2 separate regions of the Homo sapiens genome follow, and region 2 is linked to region 1. A link is an interaction called in ENCODE POLR2A ChIA-PET data of the cell type or tissue named here. Cell type or tissue: Panc1. All regions are shown on one strand. Links, peaks and the distances in the headings refer to the core of each region. The heading gives the core; the rest is flanking DNA.

Region 1 (2,910 bases), core at 294-2,793:
GAATTGTTTTGTTTTGTTGTTTTTAATGAGAGGGTCTCGCTGTGTTCCCAGGCTGGTCTTGAACTCCTGGGCTCAAGTGATCCTCCTGCCTCAGCCTCCCAAAGTGCTGGGATTATAGGCAGGAGCCACCGCACCCGGCCAAGACTGGAATGTTTTTAGTAAAATATTCTGAAGTGTGAAATCCTTCATTTCTCCCTCATCTGAAAGGACAGCTTTCAGAGACATCATTCTTTTCAGATGTCTCCTGAAGTTGTGATTTTCGTTAAAAGCAAACTGGAGCCATCCACCAAGTTAGGGAACAGCTATGTCCTTGTGGGTTCATCTGTGGCACTGGAATCAGCAGTCATCTTCCAAATCTGAGATCCCTAAATCCACTGTCTTGATTGTTCTTTTGCCAGTTGTCAACAAGCCCTTCTCAAATTCTTCTTCAGTTATTTTGCCTTTCTTAAGTTTTTTCAAGAGTCTTGTGTCATTAAGAAGTTCTTCCATGTCCTCATCTTCAATATCAGAACCCTAAGTGCAGAAGAAACCAATAAACTACTAAATTTTTCAGCAATAGTGTTGTAGTGAAACCAGCAGTTTTAACTCAAGAACTATAAGCTCTCAGATTGGCTTCTGCAAATAGAGCAAATTCCCCACCCTGGTCGCCAACGTAACAGAAATCTGACAGCCCCACACAATTCCTATTTAAAGAACTACTACAATAAATTTGTTCAAGATTCTAAGTTAATGTAAGTAAAAGTAAACTTTACCTCTTCCCTTTTCCTTTTCTCATTCATTTTTTTCTTCTTTTCTTTTTTGGCCTTCTGCTTTGACCAAGCTTTATTTTTTATGAATTTTCTTCTCCCTTCATTTTCTGTTTTCTCTCTTCTTTGTTGCTCCAGGAGTTTCTGCCTCTGCTTTTCTCTGATTTTATCTTTAAATGGAATCGTGTCGGTATTAACGTCCACGGGCACAAAATCTGGAAACTGCTTTCCTCTCAATTCTGGCATCTTGGGCATCCTCAGCAGGGCAAAACCTCGAGCAAGGCTGGCAAAATCAAGATCTGATTCAATCAGAAGATCAGAGTTAGCGCACTCAACAGGATTAGAACAATCAGTAATGGCTTACAATATAATTTTTTTCTAACCAAAGGGTTTAATGCATTCATTTTAGTTAGAATGAAAATAATTGAGGCCGGGTGCAGTGGCTCACGCCTGTAATCCCAGCACTTTGCGAGGCCGAGGTGGGCGGATCACGAGGTCAGGAGATCGAGACCATCCTGGCTAACACGGTGAAACCCCGTCTCTACTAAAAAATACAAAAAATTAGCTGGGCGTGGTGGCGGGCGCCTGTAGTCCCAGCTACTCGGGAGGCTGAGACAGGAGAATGGCGTGAACCTGGGAGGCAGAGCTTACAGTGAGCCGAGATCGCGCCACTGCGCTCCAGGCTGGGTGACAAAGCGCGACTCTGTCTCAAAAATTAAAAAAATTACATTTTTACAAAGTTAAAAGGAATACTCAGCAGCCAGTGGCCAGTTTATTCTGTGTCTACTCAAAACCTGGGAACACTTCCTTTTATGAGACAAAGCAATCTCATACTTGTAAGACCACCACATAGTTAAGATGGAGACATTATCACATGAAGAAGTCCAACTTACCCTTTAATCTGAAAATCAGGTTGCATTCATGCTTTGCATAAGCTTGGACATATGACACAAAAGCTTTCATGCCCTTTTCAAACACAGCTCTGTCAGCCAGGGCCATGGACTTGAGTTTTGGCAGAAGGTCCGCTGTGTTTCTCTGGGGCTTCATCTCCTGCAGGGGGCACTACACACACACACATACCACATTCTCACCTTCCCTGGCTGGCATCATATCCCCAGGGCTCCCCATCACAACCAAGAAAAACAAAAGCGAAACAATTCCTTTTCAACTGTTGAGGTCTGAAGCCCAACTCCAACCCAAATATTTCACATGCTCTGTAAAGTATGTTAAATTTTTAAAAGAAAATTTAAAAATCAGATTTCACATGACAATCCTAATCTGGTAGCAAAGTATGGCAACACTGGGTCTCTATTCACAAGAAGTAACCCTTGCCTGGGTCCCAGCAGGGCATGCTACCACACAGGAGACTTGGTCACTCCATGACCGAGGTGCCTCCACAGCCTTAAAGCCCACCAGGGTGGCCGGGCACGGTGGCTCACGCCTGTCATCCCAGCACTTTGGGAGGCCGAGGTGGGCGGATCACCTGAGGTCGGGAGTTCAAGACCAGCCTGACCAACATGGAGAAACCCCATCTCTACTAAAAATACAAAATTAGCTGGGGTGGCGCATGCCTGTAATCCCAGCTACTTGGGAGGCTGAGGCAGGAGAATCCATTGAACCCGGGAGGTGGAGGTTGCGGTGAACCGAGATAGTGCCATTGCACTCCAGCCTGGGCAACAAGAGTGAAACTCCGTCTCAAAAAAAAAAAAAAAAAACCCCACCAGGGCCCCCCACTGCCACCACCAGCCCAGCCCCAGTGAGTTTGCAATTCGTAATTTCAATTGCTGACCACATGCTGGAGAACTTTTCCAGCTACCCCGTCACTAGGCATTCTATCTGAAAACGGACGGCAGCTTACTTTTTGGTTAATTGCAAGGAAATTGATGTATGACTCTTCCATGGGCAGGAGGAACACCAGAGCGCTGCCCCCGTGGCCAATGCGAGCTGTGCGACCGCAGCGATGCACGAAGGCACTGTGAGAACACAGGGTGGAAATGGGTACCCAGGTGATGACAGCTGAACAGAGCTCAGGCTCCAGCCACATGGCTGCTGCAGCTAAAACGCTCTGGGGAGCCTCTAGCCTCCACAGCTCAGTGTGGACTCGGCCACTTACTAGTGTGAGAAATAGAACTGGCAATTAAACCAACACTGCAAACAGATACGA
Region 2 (2,910 bases), core at 159-2,658, 74 kb after region 1:
GTTCCCCAGCCTGCCCCATCCAATCCAGCCCCAGCCTGCTGACTCACACACACACAGAGCCTATTCTGCCCCTGGGCCTCACCCACAGACTTAGCAGCCTCTTTTCTCCCCTCTGCACCTCCAATCCCTCTCCTCCAGGAAGCCATTCCTGATTATGCCACATAGTTTGGCTTAAAGTTGGATACAAATAAAATAAAAATAAAAAACCAATAAAGTTGGATACAGTATTCACATGTATGACTATTGTTTATGTGTTACCTTTGGGGAGAATAAAAAGATGGGTTTTGCCTGGCAACAACTTATGTTCACTGTATATCATTGTATATCCTTCTATGATATTTGCTTTTTTAAGCAGGGACAGTAAGTCATCATTAACATCATCGATAGGTTTTTGGAAACTGCAATTTTAAGTAAAACGATGTGTAACAAAACAAATTTTACCATAGGCTAATTGATATAAACAAGGGTTGAGTTCCTAGGCATATTTCTGGTCACAAAATCATCACTTAACTTCTAAATCAAGAAACAAAACACTTACAATATTAAACATTGAAATAGATTAGGTGTGATGGCTGATGCCTGTAATCCCAACACTTTGGGAGGCCAAGGCAGGAGGATAACTTGAGGCCAGTTTAAGACCAGCCTGGGCAACATAGGAAGATCCTGCCTCTACAGAAAATAAAAAAATTAGCCAGGTATGGTGGCACGTGCCTGTGGTCCCAGCTACTTGGGAGGCTGAAATGGGAGGACTGCTTGAGCCCAGGAGTTGGAGGCTGCTGTGAGCTATAGTCATATCACTGCACTGCAGCCTGGGTGACAGAGAAAGACCCTGTCTCAAAAACAAATAAACAAACAAACAAGACAAACAAAAAAACAGAGTACCCAGAGAAAACCCACAGAGACAAGGGGAGAACGTGCAAACTCCACACAGACAATGGCCCCAGCTGGGGATCGATTTTTTTTCTCACCAATGTTATAAGAAAACAATGTTGAATGAAACAACGCCATTTGAGGACTTAGTGTATATGTTTTACCTTAAAACTTTTTTTTTTTTTTTCCCCGAGACAGAATTTCCCTTTGTTGCCCAGGCTGGAGTGCAGTGGCGCCGTCTCGGCTCACTGCAACCTCCACCTTCCCAGTTTAACAGATTCTCCTGCCTCAGCCTCCCAAGTAGCTGGGATTACAGGCGCCCACCATCACACCCGGCTAATTTTTGTAGTTTTTAGTAGAGACGGGGTTTCACCATGTTGGCCAGGCTCGTCTCCAACTCCTGACCTCAGGTGATCCACCCACCTCGGCCTCCTAAAGTGCTGTGATTACAGGCGTGAGCCACCGCGCCCGGCCAAAACATTTTTTTAAGATAGTTTTGAAGTCAGAGAGTCTTCCAGGATTTCATGAGGATTAAATAAATTTAAATGGACAAATGCTTAGAATGGAGCCTGGTACATATAAGAGCTATCCAAGCAGGGATTTGGAAATTAGCCAGGTGGGATGGCTCACGCCTATAAACCCAGCACTTTGGGAGGCCAAGGTAAGAGGATCCCTTGAGCCCAGGAGTTCGAGATGAGCCTTGACAACATAGCAAGACCCCCATCTCTACAAAAATATTTAAAAATAAATAAATCAAAAGGAAACCAGGTTGTGCTAATGTAGTAGCTAAAAGATGTTCATCGACTTGGGCAAGTTACTTAACTTCTCCGGGCCTCTGCAGCTTCCTTTTCTGTAAGTGGGATAATAAAACCTAAAGCATCGGATTTATTTATAAAGTACCTAAGACAGTCCTTGAAATAAACCTGAAATAAACATTCAATAAATAGTTACAATTATTATCCCTATACTATAAACTCTTCAAAAAGAATTTTGGGGTCGGGCGCAGTGGCTCACATCTGTAACCTCAGCACTTTAGGAGGCCGAGGCAGGCGTATCACTTGAGGTCAAGAGTTTGAGACCAGCCAGGCCAACATGTCTCCACTAAAAATACAAAAACTAGTTGGGTGTGGTGGCATGAGCCTGTAGTCCCAGCTACTTGGGAGGCTGAGACAGAAGAATTGCTGGAACCCGGGAGGCGGAGATTGCAGTGAGCCGAGATCACGCCACTGCACTCCAGCCTGGGAAACCCAGCAAGACTCCCTTTCCAAAAAAAAAAAAAAAAGAAAGAGAAATGAATTGTAGGCCGGGCGCAGTGCTTCATGCCTGTTATCCCAGCACTTTGGGAGGCCAAAGTGGAAGGATCGCTTGAGGCCAGGAGTTCAAGACCACCCTGGGAAACACAGGGAGATCCTATCTCTACAAAAAGAATTTTTAATTAAACAAAAAAATTAGCCTAATGTAGTGGCATACACTAGTAGTCCTAGCTACTCCTGAGGCGGAGGCAGGAGGATCACTTCAGCCCAGGAGTTCGAGGCTGCAGTTAGCCATGATCACACCACTGCACTCCCCACCAAAAAAGGAATTGTGTTCTTGCATTAGTCAGTGTCCAGGCAGGAATAAGAAAGCATATTCAAAATGAGATTATTTGCAAAGAATTTAATAAGGAGACTGTTTTAGTAGTGTGCTGGTAAACTAGTAAAGTGGAGTGCGGGGGCTGTGATTTGTAGCACTTGCCAGTTGCCATGGTTTACCAACCTCCAGCACTTTCCAACTCTTTCACTGCAGAGTTGGGTAGGGTTGCAAACAAGAGGCTCTCACAACTTGGTACAAGCCAGCTCCAGCACACCACTGGGACTCTGTACAGAGGTGTGAGAGAGTGTAGGGGAGCCAAAAGGGGTGGTGCAATACCTTGGAGGTAGCAACAGCTGGGAGCTGTTACTTGGTGGCTCAGGCCTGTAATCCCAGGACCAGGGACTGAAGAGACAGAACCTGAGACAGAGAGAAGGGTGGAGATCCTCATTGGATTGGAGGATGAAGGCA

Evidence for each region. ChIA-PET counts read pairs that join two places held together with the same protein. Peaks named below come from ENCODE experiments on the same cell type or tissue, not always from the same donor. Only the 100,000 strongest peaks of a DNase experiment are listed, where the experiment ranks them.
Region 2: POLR2A ChIA-PET joins it to region 1 with 6 read pairs; 5 of 35 experiments call an interaction of 5 or more read pairs at or near these places.

Annotation. Positions count from the first base shown.
Region 1 is chr12:123,617,567-123,620,476 of GRCh38, reverse strand. DDX55 (DEAD-box helicase 55) reads right to left here. Exons shown (of 14, transcript NM_020936.3): 11 at 2,605-2,719; 12 at 1,640-1,808; 13 at 753-1,045; 14 at 1-513. The coding sequence ends at 337. LOC105370041 (a long non-coding RNA gene) reads left to right here and starts at 2,715. Exons shown (of 3, transcript XR_945475.3): 1 at 2,715-2,910. EIF2B1 (eukaryotic translation initiation factor 2B subunit alpha) reads left to right here. Exons shown (of 9, transcript NM_001414.4): 9 at 1-71. In Panc1, for the core only: a CTCF peak has its summit at 1,808 (motif pointing right); a DNase peak (open chromatin) is centred at 1,804.
Region 2 is chr12:123,543,603-123,546,512 of GRCh38, reverse strand. No RefSeq gene overlaps it. Among named protein-coding and RNA genes, the nearest start is that of MIR3908, 8.6 kb to the right of the region's middle. In Panc1, for the core only: no CTCF peak of the experiment used is centred there; no DNase peak of the experiment used is centred there.